Linked DNA regions of Homo sapiens: region 1 is linked to region 2. Evidence: chromatin contacts called from ENCODE Hi-C or POLR2A ChIA-PET data. All regions are on one chromosome and are shown on one strand. The core of a region is the stretch at or near the end of the contact, and the rest is flanking DNA. Distances in the headings are between cores, read along the strand shown.

Region 1 (3,000 bases), core at 286-2,785, 110 kb before region 2:
CGGATGTTGCCTGCAGTCTGTTGGTCTCACTGTGTTTCAGTTATTTTCCAATTTCTTCCACTGACCTGAGCTCCACCTCAGGGCGGAGACCTTGTCATATTTCTCTACAGGCCTGGCACATAGTAGGCATCTAATAAATGTCTTTTTGTTTGTTTGTTTTGAGGCGGACTCTCGCTCTTTCGCCCAAGCTGGAGTGCAGTGGCGCGATCTAGGCTCACTACAACCTCCACCTCCCGGGTTCAAGCTATTCTCTTGTGTCAGCCTCCCGAGTAGCTGGGATCACAGGTACGCGCCACCACACCCAGCTAATTTTTTGTAATTTTAGTAGAGACGGGGTTTCGTCAGGTTGGCCAGGCTGGTCTCGAACTCCTGACCTCAGGTGACCCACCCGCCTCAGCCTCCCAAAATGCCGGGATTACAGCTGTGAGCCACCACGCCCCACCACGTGTAATAAATGTCTGATGAGTGCAGGTAGGAAAAAAGGAGCCGGGCTCCTTCCTCAGTGAAGAGTTAAAGGTCAAGGGTCATGAGGTCTAATCTATCCCTCTGTACAGTTTATTTTCAGGGTCTCCTTTTGTATTTAAGAATGGGTGAGCAGCTGTGGACGGTGGCTCACGCCTGTAATCCCAGCACTTTAGGAGGCTGAGGTGGGAGGATTGCTTGAGCCCAGGAGTTTGAGACCAGCCTGAGCAACATAGCAAGACACCGTCTCTACAAAAAATAAAAAAATTAGCCAGGTGTGGTGGTGTGGGCTTGTAGTCCCTGGTACTTGGGAGGCTGAGGTTGCAATCCTTAAGGAGAATCGCTAGAGCCTGGGAGGTCAAGGTTGCAGTCAGCTTAAATCACACCACTGCACTCCAGCCTCAGTGACAGAGCAAGACCCTGTCTCAAAAAAAAAAAAAAGGGAAAAGAAAAAAATAATGGGAAAACCATACCAGCCACCTCCTACCTTGCTGGAAGGTGACCAGCCTGAGGTCTGGTTTTCCACAATTTCCTGAAAACTTCCCAAACATCTGGCGCCAGTGTGAAAAGAGCCGGGTGAGGCCTGGAGCCAGAATTAGGCCATCAGTGTTCCCTGAACCTGATAAAATCCTAACCGTCCCAGAAGCCAAGCTGGACTGGGGCGTGAGATCATCACATGCCTGAGATACTTGAATCAACTTGTTCACAGCTTTCCTGGGTCATGTTTTTCATAATTCATGATTCACAGGAGACTTTTAACAACAAAAACATTCAGATTAAATTTTTATATGAGATGTTTTTCCTTTCTTCTACAAGCATTATCAACCATTTCGATCACAAAAAAAAAAAAACCCTCTGCCCACCTCCATAATTATTTAAGGATTTTTTTTTTAACTTGTTTTTCTACTTAATTTGATTCAAAGATAGGAACTCTGGGTATCGAAAGGTGGCATTAAATTGTGGTTTCTCAGGTGACTCAGACAATTTGATGATCCAATTTGTTTTCCTTTCTTTCTTTTTTTTCCTTTTTTTTTTTGAGTCAGGGTTTCGCTCTGTCGCCCAGGCTGGAGTGCAGTGGTGTGATCACCAGTCACTGCAGCCTGGAACTCCTGGGCTCCAGCGATCCCCCCATCTCAGCCTCCCAAGTAGCTGGGACTACAGGCATTTGCCACCACACTTGGCTAATTTTTAAATTTTTTGTAGAGATAGGATTTCACTATATTGCCCAGGCTGGTCTTGAACTCCTGGGCTCAAGCAATCCTCCCACCTTGGCCTCCCAAAGTACTGGGATTACAGGGGTGAGCTACCATGCCTGGCGCTTTTTTTTTTTATTAAATAGTACATGATGCCCTGTCCCTCAAATGAAAACAAATAGGGCAGATTGCTTGAGCCCAGGAGTTTGAGACCAGCCTGGGTAACATGGCGAAACCCTGTCTCTACAAAAAAATACAAAAATTAGCTGGGCATGGTAGCACGTGCGTGTAATCCCAGCTACTCGGGAGGCTGAAGTGGGAGGATCACTTGAGTGCAGAACATCAAGTTTACAGTGAGCCGTGATCATGCCACTGCACTCCAGCCTGGGTGACAGAACAAGATCCTGTCTCAAAAAAAAAAAAAAAAAGAAAAAGAAAGAAAAAGAAAAGAAAACCACACCAGAAAATCTTTTAGCAATACCCTCAAGTCAGTTTTCTCTTTTTTCTTTTTTTTCTGCTGAAAGAATACTCAAAGAAACAGCCCAGCTCTTTTTATTTCTCATGGATACTTTTCAGGGACCTATGTGTGTAACCATTAAAAGACATATTGGAACCATGCTGAAAATTCCATCTCTTTGAATAAGGACTGACTTCACCCAGTCCCCAAGAAGTAACAAGACGGCTGATTACTGTCATTATTTTTGCCATTTGAAAACTCTCCACAGATGTTTCTTTCTCTACGGTCAGAGAGGCTGCTGCTTCAAGAGTAAGACTTGTGCCATGTTGCCTTCAAACAGGAGAAGGGGAGGGGAAAACGATTTAAAAACAAGAGGGAGCTGGGTGCTGTGGCTCATACCTGTAATCCCAGAGCTTTGGGAGGCCAAGGCAGGAGGACTGCTTGAGACAAGGAGTTCGAGTCCGGCCTGGGCAACATAGTGAGATCCCATCTCTATGACTGATAATTAAAAAAAACAAAACAAAACATGTTTTAATTAAAAAAAGAAAAATCAACAAAGAGTATTTTTATGATGGTCTTTTGGAAACAAGTTTGCTTTCTCTTGTTTTCTCTGTGCTATAAGGCCAAGGGCACAGGTCCCTCCTCCGAGGTGAGGCTCCTCTCTCTGACCAGGTGGGGAGTAGGTCTGGCTGCACAGTGGAGGGTGGAGCATTGCCCGTCATTCCTTCAGGACTGACACCCTCAGTGCCCCGCTGCTGGGAATGCTGGTGGCTAACAGCTTTTAGCTGAGTCCTTTTGCAAATATAGCCTCCCCAAAGACAGCCACCTTGGTCAAGTCCATGGCCCTCCCCGAAGGCAGCCAACATCTATGGCTTCTCAGTGTAGGGG
Region 2 (3,025 bases), core at 367-2,866:
TCTCTGCAACCTCCACCTCCCAGGTTCAAGTGATTCTCCTGCCTCAGCCTCTCGAGTAGCTGGGATTACAGGTGTGCACCACCACACCTGGCTAATTTTTGTATTTTTAGTAGAGGCGTGGTTTCACCATGTTGGCCAGGCTGATCTTGAGCTCCTGACCTCAAGTGATCTGTCTGCCTCGGCCTCCCAAAGTCCTGGGATTGCAGGTGTGAGCCACCGCGCCTGGCCTCTGAATGGTTTTAGATTTCACCATGTGTGAGCATAGGGATGATGGTGATATATAAATATACGTAACATATTTTAAAGACAACATAGAAGTTTGTTTCTCTTGCATATAATAGTCTGATGACAAACAATCCAGGGCTTCCACGGCAGCTCCACAATCTCAAGGAACCATTTTCCGTTTTCCTTGTATCTTGCTGGGTTTTCTTGTCTTGCTCAGTAGGTGACTTCTATCTTTGGGTCCAATATGGCTGCTTCAGCTCCCGCCATCGCTTCTGTAACCCACCCAGTGGCAAGGGGGAAAGAGGAAAAGTGTGTGCCTTTCCTTTTCCCCCACCCCCTAGTTTAAAAAAATCAGATGGACTGGATGCGGTGGCTGATGCCTGTAATGCCAGCACTTTGGGAGGCCAAGGCAGGTGGATCACCTGAGGTCAGGAGTTCGAGATCAGCCTGGCCAACATGGCGAAGCCCCATCTCTACTAAAAATGCAAAAAATTAGCTGGGCATGGTGGTGCACGCCTGTAATCCCAGCTACTCAGGAGGCCGAGGCAGGAGAATCGCTTGAACCCAGGAGGTGGAGGTTACAGTGAGCGGAGATCACACCATTGCACTCCAGCCTGGGCAACAAGAGCTAAACTCCATCTCAGGAAAAAAAAAAAAAAATTCAGATGATGCAGCCTGGGCAGCATGGTGAGACTCCATCTCTACTAAAAATACAAAAAAATTAGCCAGGCATGGAGGTACTTACCTGTAGTCCCAGCTGCTCAGCAGGCTGAGGCGGGAGGATTGCTTGAGCCAGGGAGGTCAAGGCTGCAGTGAGCTATGATCGTGCCACTGCACTCCAGCCTGAGTGACAGAGGAACACCTTGTCTCAAACCAAACCAAACAAAACAAACCCAAAAAACAACCATCAGATGAAGATATTTTAGAGAAGAGATTAAGGCTCAGAGAGGTTAAGTGCTTTGTGCAATGTCACACAGCATGTGAATGACAAGGCTGGGCCTCTTGGGTCTGCTGACCCTAGGACTTAGCTTGAGCTATGTGTGCTGTTTTCAGGAGAAGCTATGGCCGTATACAGGGCACAGGGATGGGGAGGGGGGCTGTACCCAGTGTTCCCCCCACCCCCGAGCAGACAGAGAAATCCATCTGGGGCCTCCACTCCTGGGAGCCGGGCCAGGAATTTTCCCCACAGCCTAGGAGAGGTCACATTAGTAATCTGCCTGTCCTTCCCTTCTCTTCCCAGGAGCTTTAAGATGCTGGGAAAATAGGAATGACTTAGTAATGAGTTACTTTAATTGGATTTTCCCCCAGTATTGGTATGCAGAGGTTATCGTTGAATGATTTACTGAGTAGCCCATGCCAGAGTTCAGCTGTGGTGCAGGCGTGTGTGTATGTGTGTGTGCATGTGCGTGCCTGGTGTGAGTGCACAGACACGCACTTCTGTACAGATATATGTCTGTGTGCATGCGTGTGTATCCTGCACTTTCAGAAGGGCCTCAAACAGCTCTTTATCCAGTGGGCACTTCTGCCTCCACCCCTCTGTCCCCGCCTCCCGCAGGAGGGAAGCCAGGAGGGGGACGGCTGGCAACGGGGCACAGCGAGGAGCTGTGTCTGGGATGGTGTGTGTTGTCACTGGCAGCCAGTCATATGAGTCACCGGCCAAATTAACTCAAGTTTCCTTTGGGGAAAAATGTAATCAGTTATTGCATTCTGGTTCATTTTAGCAAATTAACTCGTTCAGTTTTTTATTTTTATTTCTTTTTAATTTTGGGGGTGGCAGTGGTGGCTACAGCTGGGGAGGGGGTTGGTGGAGGCCTGAGTGAGTGGAGGCAGCTGTGTGTGCATGTGTGTGTGAGTGTGTGCGTGTGTTCACGTGTGTCTGCGCACGTGTGTGCACACATGTGTCCGTGTGTGCGTGTATGCATGTGTGTGTTTGTGTGTGCATGTGTGTCCACGTGTGTGTGCGTGCGTGTGTGTGTGCATGTGCGTGTGTCTGCACGTGTGAGTGTGTAAAGGCCCTAAGGGTACTCGAGGACCGGCTTCCAGAGAAGGTGGGTCAGGGCCGAGCCTAGGACAGGGGCTGCTGTCCTGGGGCCCGACATGACCTCATGTCCTGCTCAGACCTGCAGGTGGAAACACCCCTTTGAAGAAGGACTTTGCTGCCCACAAAGCATATTCCCTCGACACTCTTGTGCCCACTAACCAGGAGGGCATGGTAGCTGGGCTGTGCCCAAGTGAGGGGGGCTCCTGGGGCCTGAGTGGGCCTCGTGGGACATATTGCCTCCTCGCCACAAGGCGCCGGTCTGGAAGATTCCACCAGGCCTGTCTGTGTGTGAATGATCCCACTGTTGTGGTTCCCAAGGCACCGATGGGCTCAGTCCTCCAGCCTGGGGTTTTTATGTTTGCTCTTGCATTTCATTCTTACTTCTAGCCCTAAGGTAGGTACCGCAAACCCTGTTTTACCCCCTGAGCATGGGAATCTCACCCAAGTTCACACAGTGACCCCGGGCCCTGCTCCCTTCGCCTCTCAGTAGGGCCCTGTATCTTCCCCGCCTCAAATGGTTGGGGGTACAAAAGGCATTTTATTTTATTTTATTTTTGAGAAGGGGTTTGGCTCTCTTTGCCCAGGCCGGAGTTCAATGGCATGATCTCGGCTCACTGCAACCTCTGCCTCCTGGGTTCAAGCAATTCTCCTGCCTCAGCCTCCTGAGTAGCTGGGATTATAGGTGTGCACCACCACGCCCAGCTAAATGTTTTTGTATTTTTAGTAGAGATGGGGTTTCGTCATGTTGGCCAGGCTGGT

The links. Hi-C counts contacts between places; a loop is a spot of excess contacts on that map. ChIA-PET counts read pairs that join two places held with the same protein, here RNA polymerase II (POLR2A). Pooled maps may share reads with other maps.
Region 1: a map of GM18951 shows a loop between it and region 2 (2.2-fold over the local background). The contact joins two enhancer-like sites. A Hi-C loop is called at or near these places in 13 of 168 maps with a recorded cell type or tissue (GM18951, HL-60/S4, heart left ventricle and 8 more) and 2 of 50 pooled maps. POLR2A ChIA-PET finds 5 or more read pairs at or near these places in 5 of 52 experiments (Caco-2, HEK293, K562 and 2 more).

What each region holds. Positions count from the first base shown.
Region 1 is chr7:101,790,651-101,793,650 of GRCh38, reverse strand. No RefSeq gene overlaps it. Among named protein-coding and RNA genes, the nearest start is that of CUX1, 25 kb to the left of the region's middle. Within about 2 kb of position 1,535, at least 4 of the 41 ENCODE cell types and tissues checked have a DNase peak (open chromatin) inside an H3K27ac peak, as active enhancers do; they include heart right ventricle, where a contact is called at or near this core.
Region 2 is chr7:101,680,087-101,683,111 of GRCh38, reverse strand. No RefSeq gene overlaps it. Among named protein-coding and RNA genes, the nearest start is that of MYL10, 52 kb to the right of the region's middle. RefSeq lists enhancers at 1,638-2,146, 2,147-2,662. Within about 2 kb of position 1,616, at least 7 of the 41 ENCODE cell types and tissues checked have a DNase peak (open chromatin) inside an H3K27ac peak, as active enhancers do; they include heart right ventricle, where a contact is called at or near this core.